2 separate regions of the Homo sapiens genome follow, and region 2 is linked to region 1. A link is an interaction called in ENCODE POLR2A ChIA-PET data of the cell type or tissue named here. Cell type or tissue: PC-9. All regions are shown on one strand. Links, peaks and the distances in the headings refer to the core of each region. The heading gives the core; the rest is flanking DNA.

Evidence for each region. Peaks named below come from ENCODE experiments on the same cell type or tissue, not always from the same donor. Only the 100,000 strongest peaks of a DNase experiment are listed, where the experiment ranks them.
Region 2: POLR2A ChIA-PET joins it to region 1 with 6 read pairs; 2 of 35 experiments call an interaction of 5 or more read pairs at or near these places.

What each region holds. Positions count from the first base shown.
Region 1 is chr15:76,194,754-76,200,998 of GRCh38, reverse strand. All of the region lies in intron 9 of TMEM266 (transmembrane protein 266), which reads right to left. Among named protein-coding and RNA genes, the nearest start is that of ETFA, 110 kb to the left of the region's middle. RefSeq lists enhancers at 752-1,395, 1,396-2,040, 3,240-3,799, 3,800-4,359, 4,360-4,921. In PC-9, for the core only: no CTCF peak of the experiment used is centred there; DNase peaks (open chromatin) are centred at 3,068 and 4,278; H3K27ac peaks cover 2,058 bases.
Region 2 is chr15:76,926,636-76,932,880 of GRCh38, reverse strand. RCN2 (reticulocalbin 2) reads right to left here and starts at 1,132. Exons shown (of 7, transcript NM_002902.3): 1 at 896-1,132; 2 at 415-520. The coding sequence starts at 1,039. RefSeq lists a silencer at 690-1,439. In PC-9, for the core only: no CTCF peak of the experiment used is centred there; a DNase peak (open chromatin) is centred at 1,220; H3K4me3 peaks cover 1,317 bases.

The DNA.
Region 1 (6,245 bases), core at 594-5,593:
AGGGCCCCTCCCAGGCACACCTGTGAGCTGCAGAAGCCAGTCTGCCCTGACCCTGGGAGGCTGGAGGCAGCACAGAAGGGCCTGGCTCTTAAAAGCTTTTCTGGCCTCTTTTGATCTTTAAATGCCTGCAGTCAGAGGTGTGTTTTGCACTAACGCTGGGGTTGAGGGAGGGCCCCGGGCTGGCTCCAGGCCCTGCTCCTCATCAGCCAGCTACACTCTTCTTGCAGCTGGGCATCCATACGCTGTGTGTACTGCCAATGCTGTCTAGCCTGGCTGCTGCCCTGGGAAGCCAGGGGTAACTGATCCCTGCAAGCTGGAGGCTCAGGACCCCCAGGCCCTGTGGGCCAGGTTGGGGGATCTGGTCAATCTTGGTTTTATCCTGAGACCACACCCGCAGGGACTCCAGAGGGCCATGTGATGTGAGTAGGACAATGAGCTCAGCTAAAGTATCCACAGAGCAGCGAAACCTTAACCCAAGAGCCACTTGCAGGAGGAGGCCAGGGTAAATGAGAAAATCCCAGATGCTGAGTTGTCCTTGTGCTGCCACTGGCCTGCCATGGGGGCTCAAGCAGGTCCCATCCCCTCTCTGGGCCTCAGTTTCTTCATCTGTACCCCGATGGCGCTGGCGAGGCTCTTTCAGATTGTGATGGGGCCAGGCAGATGGTTCTGAAGTTCCAAGAGGTGACAGAGTCACAGCGGAGTGCGAAGGGACTGGAGGCATCTTGGCCAGTCCCCAGTACAGGAGTCCCCTGGATACCGGCCTGAGAGGGCTGTCTCCACCACAGCCTGCACACCTCTAAGGAAGTGGAGCAGCTCTGGTCATCAGCTCCTGGGCAGCTTCTCATTCATCTGTGCTCAGTGGAGTCACAGTGAGCCCACCCTCTGCCATGTATTGAGCCCAGGAGTCCCTGTCTGCGGGGAGCACAGTCGGGGCCTTCCAGGGACGTCAACTCCTGGTCAAACGGCCCATTAGCATTTAATCAGGAAGGCCTACTATGTGTGAGGCTTACAGGTCCTGGTCCTGCCCTCCACACAGGTACCAAGGACAAGCCCATTTCTACTCACGGTCTACATGACAGCCCTTCCACCACCTAAAAAGCCCCTCACATCCCTCCTGGGAAGTCTCCTTTCCTTGGAAAGCCCCTGTGCATTCTCTACCCCTCCCTGGTTTCCCAGCCTTTCCACCCTGAACGTTTCACTATGGGCTCCAGCTGTGACCAGAATGGGAGGGAGGGACTAGTGTTTACTCTCAAAGCTCCAGACCTAGGGGTCCGCACTTCACACACTGATCTCCCTGCCCCTGTGCTAAAAGGCCGTGATTATTGAATAGACTGTGCCAAGTGCCCCGAGATCCGATGTGATCACACTGCCCTAATGCACCCTCACATCCTCCGAGCGTGTTCAGAAACTGCCCTCCTCTGCCAACTCATGTGGAGCTTGTGGCCAGCACGGACACCCAGGTCTTCTCTGCAGGAGCTGAGGCCAGACCAGGCCTTCCCCACCCTGTACTCATTGTAACCCCCAAGGAGGGCTCATCACCCTGGGCAAACATCAGCTTGCTGGGCTCAGCCCAGAGGGTCAGCCTGCTGGAGACATCCTGAGTCCTGGCTCAGTCTATCAAGGTATTAGATCGTTCTCCTTTCTCTGTGTTGCCTACATAGTTGAGTCCTTCAGCCCAGACATCCCTCCTGAGCTTCGGACTGGTCTGGCCGACCGTCCCCGGACAACTCCTGGCTGGCCTCCAGCTACCTCTGACTCAACATGTCCAAAATAGAACTCGGTTTCTCCATCCGCCTCCATCTTGGTGACTGGTTCCCTGGCACTTTTTAGTGCCTCTCTCTTACCAACAACTTTGACTTCCACCAAGTCTGTGACCAGTTGAGGGACCCCTGGCCCTGTGACCAGTCCTAGATTGGACTTCATGGTTTACCCTTTGGACTCCTGCCCTGCCTGTGGGTTCAATGAATTAGATTACTTGCTCCCGGGATGTGCCTGACACAGAGCCGAGGTCCCTAGGTGGCCATGAGGGGTCTTTTCAGTCTGCACTTGCTCTCCCTGTCCCTACTCCCTCTGCTCCAGACCTGGACCCACACAGGGCCTTGGAGTGAGCTTTAAGGCGTGAGTCTGAGAGCCAGGCTGGCCTGGACTTCTCTAATGGTGCTGAGGCCGGGCCTGCCTGTTGTCTTGTGTCATGCAGGCTGGTGGATCCTCTTCTTCCAGAACTGAACACTTGGGCTGCGGTTCTGTCTTCACCCACAGAGGGGGACCAAGGGCCTTGGAGGGCAGAAGCCACATTTTACTGTCTCCCTGGTGCTTGGCATGGAGTTTGGCATATGCCAAGTACCATTAGGCTGGACTGGACAGAAGACTATGGTTGGATCAGAGGCCTGTGGGACTTCCCAGCCTCCACCCCTACTCCAGGGAGCCATGGAGTCACCACACACTCAGTAGGAAGTCTCACTGCCCACCCTGGTTCCTCCTACAGAGAGACTGGGGGATCTGGGAGCGAAGGGGTGGCAAGGGAGGCAGACACAGATGTTTATGGCTGGGAATGGGCCACACTGTTGGCCTCACACAGGGCTGCCCACCTTCCATCTAAGAATAAGCCCCTGCCCCCGGGAGTTTGCTTTGATTCAGCCCTGAGGAGTCCTAGAGACACACAGGAAGAACCCCCAAGGGACTGTGCTGTGCAGTCCGTGGAGGGGCAGGAAAGAATGGGCACAAACACAGGCTTCAGAACAAAACAGACCCAGGGCCAACCCGGCTCTGCAGGGCACATGCTGTGTGGCCTTAGGTAGATCCCTTAGCCACTCTGAGCTTCAGCTTCTTCATCCATAAAATGGGGATAGCAAATGCCTACTCTGCTGGTGAACTGGAAAGAGTCCCTGAGATCATGAATGTTTAGCCCAGGGCCATCCCTTGCCTCCCTGAACCCCTGGCTCCAAAGTCTCAGTGCTTTCTGTGGCAGCTGCTCTCTGCTGCCTGGCGCCTTTCTTCCCAGGGTGTGAGCACTTTGCAAACCCAACCTGACTAATCCTCCTAAAAGCCCGTCAAGTGCAGCGGTGCCAATGCTCATTATGTGGGTTTTACCCCTTGGGTGGAGCCCCCGACCTGCCCAGCAAGGAGGCAGAGGTGGAGAGAAAGGGTGGTGAGTCAGCTGGGCCAGGCTTCCTGGAGGTGGTGGGGACTGGCCAGGCTGCATGGACTGTGGTGTGGCAGAGGGGCATGGGGCGCCAACCACATGCCCTGTGCAGACCCAGGCCCCAAAGCCCAGGGCAAGGCTCTGATTCCTGGTTTGGGCTCCTGCTCCTAAACTCCAACTTGCTCTTCCATGGCTTGGCAGCCCTCACCAAGGGAGGGCACTAATATTCACTGAGCGCCTACTGTATACAAGGGATGAGAGCTGTGCATATGACTAAATGCTCAATCCTTCTCAGTGAAGAACTTCTACACCTGTTTCATTTTGAAAACACTAAGACTGAGACAGGACCAGCTACATAATTTCTAGGTCCCTTGTTTTAAAAGTATTAAGAATTTCAAGAGGGTAACAGCAGAGCAGTGAACCAAAGTTAGGGCCCTGTGTGACCACACAGGTCATGCATCCATGAAGCCAGCCCTGATCACAGAAGTAACTTGTTCAAAGTCAAGTTGAAATTCAAACCCAGACCTCAGTTCTAAACCCATGTCCCTCCGGTTGCTTCAAATGCTACTTTGCCTGAGGCTCTTTCAGATCTAGTCCTACAGCCCTGGGGTTCCTGGGGTCCCCAGTGTCCCGGTCAGGCCCACACATTTAGAGGCCAGTGGAAAGCCTTGCCTTCATGATCAGCCAGGCCCGCTCCTCTCCAAGGACAAGCACTGGTGCCAGCTCAGCTCCCTCCCCTGGGGCTGCCTGGCAGAGGCTGGCACAGAGCAGGCTGGCCGCATGCACCCCTGCGGCAGTGTCTCTGGATGCTGCAGCAGCGTGGGGGACGCGAAGGTTCCCTGTGATATATGGTGAAATCCGTGGCACTCCCACCAGGGGCTGTAATTCATAAGTTATGGGCGAGCTTCAAGACTAATAAATTTGGGAGAGAAGTATTAATGACTACACAGGGGCACTGTGAACTTGGCAGGCCCCAAAGCCTGGAACTCTGCAGCCTAGGTTTTAAAAATGATTTGTGCTACAGCAAGTCTAAACAGAAGCTGCTTGGCGTTGTCTGACTGTGACCTGCTGGCAACTGTTGAGATTGTGGAGCTGCTTCCTCCTCACGGCTGGGGCTGGCACCCCGCCCTCCTGGGCTGCCCTCCCCCACCCTGCAAAACACACGGCCCTCCCGAGGCTCTGTGACTCACAGCTCATGTCTGTAGGTTAATCCCTGGATTGTCTGTGTCCTGTGCATGAGGTGGGCCTCAGAGCCTCGCTGGCCTGAAGGTCACAGTTAGTTAGCAACAAGCACTGCCCTTACTTCATCTCCAGAGTAGCCTACAGTGCTCTCAGCTTGTCCAGCCATAATTTCTAATGTCATGAAAATCCCTCCCTGGACACAGTTCCTGGTCAAGGAGAGATCAGCTGGGGGATGCCCTGTGTCCCTGGACCATGCGAGGCTGTGAATCATGTGTGTTCCTCGCCAGCCCTGTGTTCTGCCCTTTGCCTTGGAGGCACTGGCTTTGCTGTTGATGCTCTGGGGCTGGCTGTGAAACAATGTGCCTAGGCTGGGGCAGGCAGTATCCACAGAGCCGGGAGGTACCCAGGAGACACCCCAGAAGAAGCAGGGAAGAGTGGGCAGGGGGATCCCAGGGCTGGACGGAGAAGCATCTGCACCTGCTCCCAGGGTGTGTGTCTGGCACCTCTATGGGAGGCCTGGGCCTGCCCTATCCAGATATCCCCTACCTTAGTTTCCAGGAGGGTTAGCAGGGACACTGCAGACCCCGTGACATCCTGCTGGTGACACATAGCCTATCAGTTTCCCCCAAGTGGCCTTCAACTCTGACCTGCTTTCTCCCTTCTGCCCCTGCCTCCCTCCTCCTCCTCCTGGAAGTTGCCCACTATGGGGGCTGCAGAGAGAGGAGGAGCAGGAGGGCCAGGCAGGACTGAAAGCTTCAGAGCACTCCTAGAATGTGCAGGAGTATTTTAAAGGCTTGGTTTCTTTGTGGAACCTCCAAGCCCAGATCTTGGCTCCCCTGTGTGCTCAAATGTGGCATCTGGCGTTCAGGGTCTTATAGGTCATTGGCTGAGGGACAACAAGGGCTGTGCTGTTAGCTCTAAAGCCAATGACCCTGATGAGAGAGACAGAGGAGGTGCTGCGGAGAGCAGCTGTACCGGGAGTGCTTAGACCTGCAGAAAGAACAACACGGGGCAGGCCCAAGCCCCAGGTGAGTTGAGGTGCAGCCTCAAGATGGGCTGTGGGCAGAGCCAGGAGGCTGTCACAGAGGAAGATCCTGAAATGGGCTGAGATGGTAAATCTGCTCCTTTCATCCTTAGGAAGCCAGGCGAAGTGGGCAAAAATTGCTCCCACCTTCCAGAAGAACTTTCAAAAAGAATAAGAAGGTGGATTCCACAAGCACAAGCCTAGAGGCTGAAAGCCAAGAGTGGGGTTTCTGGGGTGGACTACTGCTGACTGGCCTCAGCTCCCAGAGAAGACGCAGGGCTCCACACCAGAACAAGTGATGTCAGACAGCCTTATTTTGTTCTTTGATCAGTTACCGGCTTGAAGATTACATTCAATGCAACAAACTCTATGGAGACCTGACTGAGGCAGGCCCTGAAGTAAGTTTAGAGGGGAGACACACATAAACGCTCCTGGCAGTGGGGCAGGATCCGGACCTGGGAGTCGGTGTAAGGTTGCCAGGGAACGGTGTGGAGATCTGGGAGCTTACTCTAAGATGGGTTCTAAGCATGAAGAGAAGTCTGGTAGGCAGGTTGGGCCATCCCATGAACAGCATGCAGAGACTCAGAAACCGTACAGAACATTTACAGAACTAAAGGTTGTTCCATTCCTCTAGAATGAAAGGCAAGCTGGGGTGGAAGGAGATAAGGCTGGGGAAGCAGCCCGGGGCAAGATCGTCAGGGGTCTTATGTGCCTGCCCCCTCTTAAGGGTTGAATGGGTACCCCCTCTTCATTCACATGTTGAAGCCGTAACCCCTAGTACCTCAGAATGTGGTCTTACTTGGAAAGAAAGCGGTTGCAGATGTCATTAGTTAAGATGAGGTCCTTATATGACTGGGGCCCTTATAAAAAAGGGAAATCTAGACCCAGACATGTGCA
Region 2 (6,245 bases), core at 871-5,870, 730 kb before region 1:
ACAGGTCTTTTTCTACTTGCTTAAAAAAAGAAGCAAATTCCTAAAATTTAAATGAAGCATATATCAAAAGAGCGATAAATCATTTACTGCCTTAAAGTTTTGGGGCATATTTCTCTAAAATAAATCATATTGTTGACACTAACAAAAGTCACGTGAGAAAGAGGGTGTCTCAAGGTGTGACTTCCACATAGAGTACAGGGTCAATGATGTTTATATATAACTGGAGAAAGCACCGAGTTTTACTTGGTTCTCAGTGTCTAAAGATTTGTAAGTATAAAGCCTATTCTCCATGTCCTTTTCTCCTTCTCACAGGACTTCCAACTTGGGACACTAGCAATCTATACATTCAGCAGACACCGCTGCTTAACATATTTGTGTTTGTCTCCATTGTTAGTCGTGTAGGGCAGTCCTTACTTTCAGTGAGAAAGCCATCTGAGTCCAAGTCGATTTTCTTTATGATCGCCTGCAGTCTTTTTTGCTGCTCTTCGTGGCCGAGTTTAACATATTCATCCACATCTTCCTTTAGGGGGAAGCGACACACAGGAGGGCCAAGCATTACTATCAGTGGGGCAAAATGGTGGAGAAAAACAGGGCTACTAGAAGACCCCCTTGCCAAAGGGTTTCGGGGTGACCCGCACCTGCACTTCAAGGCCCCTACCCCCTACACACCCTCCATGATCTGAGGGGTAGAAGGGATCCAGCTCTTGGGCCGTGCTATCTCCTCAGGCTTTCCAGGCCCCAGGACCCCCAGAGAGCGAGTGCCGCGCCGCCCGGCCCCCATTGTCAGGCCGCCCCTGCCAGGCCTCGCCCGGCCGCCCCCCTTTGTCCCGGGACAAAGCCCGCGGCAGCCGCGGTGCGAGGCCCGGCCCTCCCAGCACCGGCCTGGCCGCCTCACCTGGACGCCCAGCAGCGCCTCGCGGTCGTAGTCGCTGCGGCGCTCGCCCAGCGGGTAGTGCAGCTCCTCGGCCTTGCCGGCGCCGGCCGCGGCGGCGCACAGCAGCAGCAGCCCCAACGCCGCGGTCCTCGGGCCCAGCCGCATCGCGCCGGCCCGCGGAGGACACCGAGGGACGCGAGGAGGGAGGCTGGCGGGGGCCCGGGCCGGCTGCGATGCTCCGCGGGCGGCTACAGAGAGGCGGTGCGACGTACGTTGAGGGCGGAGGGAACGGGAGGCGGAACCTGCGGTGGCGGCCACAACGCCCATGGACGGGCTGGGGGCCGGTCCACCAATGCGGTGCGGAGGCGCGCCAGGAGGAGGCCTATATGGCCGGCGCGGAGTGGCGGGGCACCAGGCCGCGCCGCTGATTGGGCAGCGCGGCGCTGGGGGCGGGCCGCCGCGATGTCGGGGTCAGCGGCCGCCCAGAGAGCTCCAGGAGCCATGCTGGGACTGCAGAGAGGGTAGACCTCTACGACCCGCGCCTTGTCGTTCCCCCGAAACGCTTCTAAAAGCACGCCCCCACCCCACTCCTGCCCACTCCTGGTCCACTCCATGTGCCCCTCCTACCGTCCATCAATGAGAGAGGCTGGAGGTTTCTGAGACAACAATACAATATCGAAAAAATTATTGCCTGAGGAATCGGCCAACAGTATTCTTTCTCAGTCTTCAATGTATCTATTTTATGAGAGTAGGACGTACAAACTCAGGAAGTGCAGCCAGATGCTTGTATCTGATGCTCAATTTCGTGATTTACAAGTTAATGTGAACTTGCTCAAATTTCTTGACCCCTGAAAACTTGTTTGCTCATCTATAAAATGAGCATAGTAATAAGACTACCTTAAAGAATTGTCGTGAAGATTAAATAATGTAATGGGTTTAGAACAATAGCTGGCACATAAGGTGAAGTGTTCAGTGAAGGTAGGCTTTCATCCATACAAGTAGAAAAACGAAAGATGATTGCACAGAAGGAATAGCTTAGTAAGTACCTAGCAAAACCTTTAGGGACAGAATGCATATACACATGGCTTCTATTCCATGTCTATTCACAGGTTTATGTAATTTCTCCACCTCAACCTGAACACATTAAACTCTAAGAAATTTGTAGGCTGCACCTTGAACCCTTTTCTTTATTGATTGCGCCACTTAGGATCAGGCCTTTCACAGAGAAGAAAAGGCTTTCTGGGTCCTCTTTCATTTCTCTCAGTCTCTATTTGGATTGGGAGCAAGAATTCTGTTCCAAACTGCAAAACTGGGTGGGCACAAGTCGCAGAAATTTCCTGGGTCGGGTTGAAATTTATGGTTTGGTCACAAACCATTGAAAGATTCACAGAGCAAAGTGTAAGTTCAATCTTTCCAATGTTATAAAGATCAACGAAGAACAAAGTTTTAAATTTCAGAATATAAATAAAAGCAAATTTTAGAGTTGATTTCATTAAACTAAAAAGAAAACCCTTTATTGCTGGATTTTAATTTTCACTTCCATTCTCGGTTTTGAGGAAAAAAAGAGAAAAATGTCCCAATTTAATATAAGAAACTCTGCTTTGTACCTGTTGTTCTCCAATAAGTAAAAGGTAAACTTTGACCAGCTTCCGGCGTGACTCCAGTTATAAAAGGTAGGCTACAAGGTACTGTGGAAGTTCTTCTAAACTCAGGGGATCCACAGATGGGAGTTTTGGGGGCCAAGGGAACTTAATGATATCTAAAGAGACAGTGGAGTAAGCAGTATCAGAAGGCTGGGTTCTGTCTTCAGCCCCTAAACAGGCTGTTTTCGCTCCCTGGGTCTATTGCTTTCATCTGGAGGAAAAGGATTGTGTTATCTCAGTGGATCTTAATTTGAGATCTTTGGGTTCCTAAGTGGTCCCTGCATGGTTTTCAGTGGTGTGTTTATCCCAAAATCTTGGTGCATGTGTATATTTCCAGGGAGGAAGTCTATAGCTTTGCTTTTATCAGAGTTTCAAAGGATCCATGTGGCAGAAAAAGTTAAGAGTCCCTGAAGAAGGCTCTGAGCAACTTTTTGACTCTTAAAATCAACGATTTTATTGGGATTGTTTGGAAGCAGATTACAGTAAAGGCCTATGCTTAAAAGAGGCAAGACTGATCCAATGTCATTACTTGTAATTAATCCATTCTACTCGGGGAAAAATAAATATCTAAAATAAGTAGCCTGTTTAAAAAAATGTGTTATGAGAATCCAAAGATCAATTTTCTTGACCTATAAAAGCCCATAGCATATAGCAAAATTGGTTTTATTTATATTTTTATTGAGGTATAATTTACCTAAAGTACACAAATGTTAAGTATACAGTTCAATCATTTTTTTAGATTTGTTTGCTGTGAGAGCCTTGAGGTAGGGAACTGTGTGATTTCTCCTAGTGCACCTACAAAAAAGAGGAACTCAATAAATTTTTGTGAAATGTATGAATTCAGCTATTCTGGCATTCTTTTAGAAGTATGTATTATGGGTAATAAAGTTAACTTTGAAACTATTGAAAGAAAGATTTGTAGATTTCTTGCTTTTTGAATTTGGTAAGATGTGTGTTACAATAAGCAGTGGCTTAAAAAACAAAGCAATATTTAACATATATGGCATGGACCCTTGTGTTACAGGCTGATTTCCACCAGAATGAATGAGATTTGGTACAATAAACAACTTAAGTGGGAAAGCCAACAAACTCAATGAGACTGCAGCTTTGCACAGATGGAAAACACAAGACAAAAGAACAGACTATAAGGCAGTGAATGGGAGAACAACTTAGACTGAATGACCATGCAATTAGGGGGATTTTGTTGGCTGTTTAATCTTTTGTCAGTCTTTTGAGGGGAGAAGGAAATGTGAGAATTCCAGGGTTATGGTGGAGTCTTAGAAGGTGACAAGAACATGTGTAGGTGGGTGGGTGTATTATAATGCCTTAAAAATCTTTTCATTTCCAAGGAGTATCTGAATGTGTAAGTAGTCACAAAATCTTTTAACCTATTAGAAGTACTTTCAAGAAATTCAATGTAACTTTTTCACTGAATAAGATTTCCCTAAATTAAAGATGGATCTGTCCCAATGATCAAATGTAATGATAGCTCCATCCTCAAATAGAAGCCATCCTCCACTTCCGGCAATTCACATTTATGGCCCTTGGTCAGTTATACTGGTGCATCTCTTGCCCTAAAGGTAGCCCAAGTGGACAAATATTAGAGTGCCTTCCTGACTTTCTCCCTATTCACATAGGGTGATCATACATCCTGGTTGACCTGACATGATTATTAATCATGACTCTTTCACACTCAAAAGTATACCAGAATGGGGTGATAAATGATATGGTCACCTTACTTTTGGGCCTCACATTCAAACTGTCCAGCCCCCTCCCTGTACTCCTCCCCAAGCCCCAGGCTTTATTATGCCTCAGAACCTCTTCCCACACTCTTTTCCCCAGGTTTTCAACAATAGGACCTTGAGGTCTTAGTCAAACACATTAGCAATAAAAATAAAGAACACTAAGAAAGAGGGCATGAAAAGAGGAATAAGACTGTGACTTAAGCAAGTGTTTCTTCTGAATTATAATGAAATTTATTTTCTTTGGCGTTACTAAACCAGCTCTGAAGACAATTTCATGGAGGAAATTCAAAGCTGAAACAAGCAGAGTGACTTTGAAAGACAGCACTTCTTGAATTTATAAGTTCTCGAGTGTTTAAGAAAACTCAGGCGTGGCTTTATAGTCACACCATGCATTCAAGTCTTAGGTATTCACAGATCTCACTGAGGAAGAGAAAATGCAGTTGCTCTGATTGCAGCTCCATCACGAGGTGGTTGGTGTTCAGGGGACTGTGATTGATTTGGGCTTTGGTTTTTTGATTCGGGATGAAACTCAAGTCTATGGGATTTTGAGGTTAATTTCTGTTTAAAAAATAAAACTAAAAATTGGCCAGGCACAGTGGCTCATGCCTGTAATCCCAGCACTTTGGGAGGCTGAGGCAGGCAGATAGCTTGAGCCTAGGAGTTCAAGATCAGCCTTGGAAACATGGCAAAACCCCAGATCTATAAAAACAAAATACGGAAAAGCATATTAGTTGGGTGTAGTGGCATGTGCCTGTAGTCCTAGCTACTCAGGAGGCTGGGGTGGGAGGATGGCTTGAGCCTGGGAGGCAGAGGAGGCAGTGAGCCGAGATCGTGCCACTGCACTCCAGCCTGGGCGACAGTGTAGAAACAAAGGAGTTACACAAGTTATGCATGCTTACTTGTTTATTTTTGCTTACTTGTTTATTTTAGGAAAATCAGTGTATGCAAATAAGAAAAAAGAAAAAAAGATCTCAAATCCCATTCTCATAAATAACTGCTATTAACATTGGGGCATAACTTTCCAGAGGTTTTCTGTGCACAGTATATACACTTCTAAAGGCAGTATCCTAATCCATTTGTGCTTCTAGAACAAAATACCTGAGACAGGATAATTTATAAATCTGTATTTATAATTTATAAAGATTTATAAGTCTGTATTTATAAATTTATTTATAATTTATATTTTATAAATTTATTATATATTAATTATATATTATTTATCTTTAAATATTATATTTAAATTATTTAAATTATATATTTATTTAAATTAAATATTTAATATTAATATTTAAATTAAATATTTTATTTAAAGTATTAAATATTGTATATATTTATATATTATAAATATATTATAAATTTATAAATTTATAAATATTTATAATTTATAAAGATTTATAAATCTGTATTTATAATTTATAAAGAACAAAAATTTATTTCTCACTGCTCTGGAAGCTAGAAAGTCCAAAATCAAGGTGTGGGCAGGATTCGTGTCTGGCGAAGGCTGCTTTCTGCTTCCAAGATGGCACCTTGTTGCTGCACCCTCCGGAGGGGAAGAACACTATGTCCTCACGTGGCAGAAGGGATGGAAGGGCAAAAACGGCTAACTCTCTCTGTCAAGTTATTTTATAAGGGCATCTGATCCTTTTCATGAAGGTTCTGAATCAATCACTTCCTAAAGGCCACACCTCTTAATACTGTTACATTAGGAATTCTGTTTCAATGTGAATTTTGGAGGGGCCAAAAACATTCAAACCATAGCAGGCAGATACACCTTTTGCAAAAATAGGATACAAAGGAAGCTACTACTGTCATTGAAATAGCTCAGAAAAGCAGAGAAACAGTCCAGAATGACCTAAAAGGCCTGGGAATGCCTTAAAAATGCTCAGCAAATACGCACATTTCATCTCAGGAGTTTCTCTGTATCAATTAATTGTTGTCTGGTATGCTTTTCCTTATCTTTTACCTCTTTGGTGGAGTTTCTGT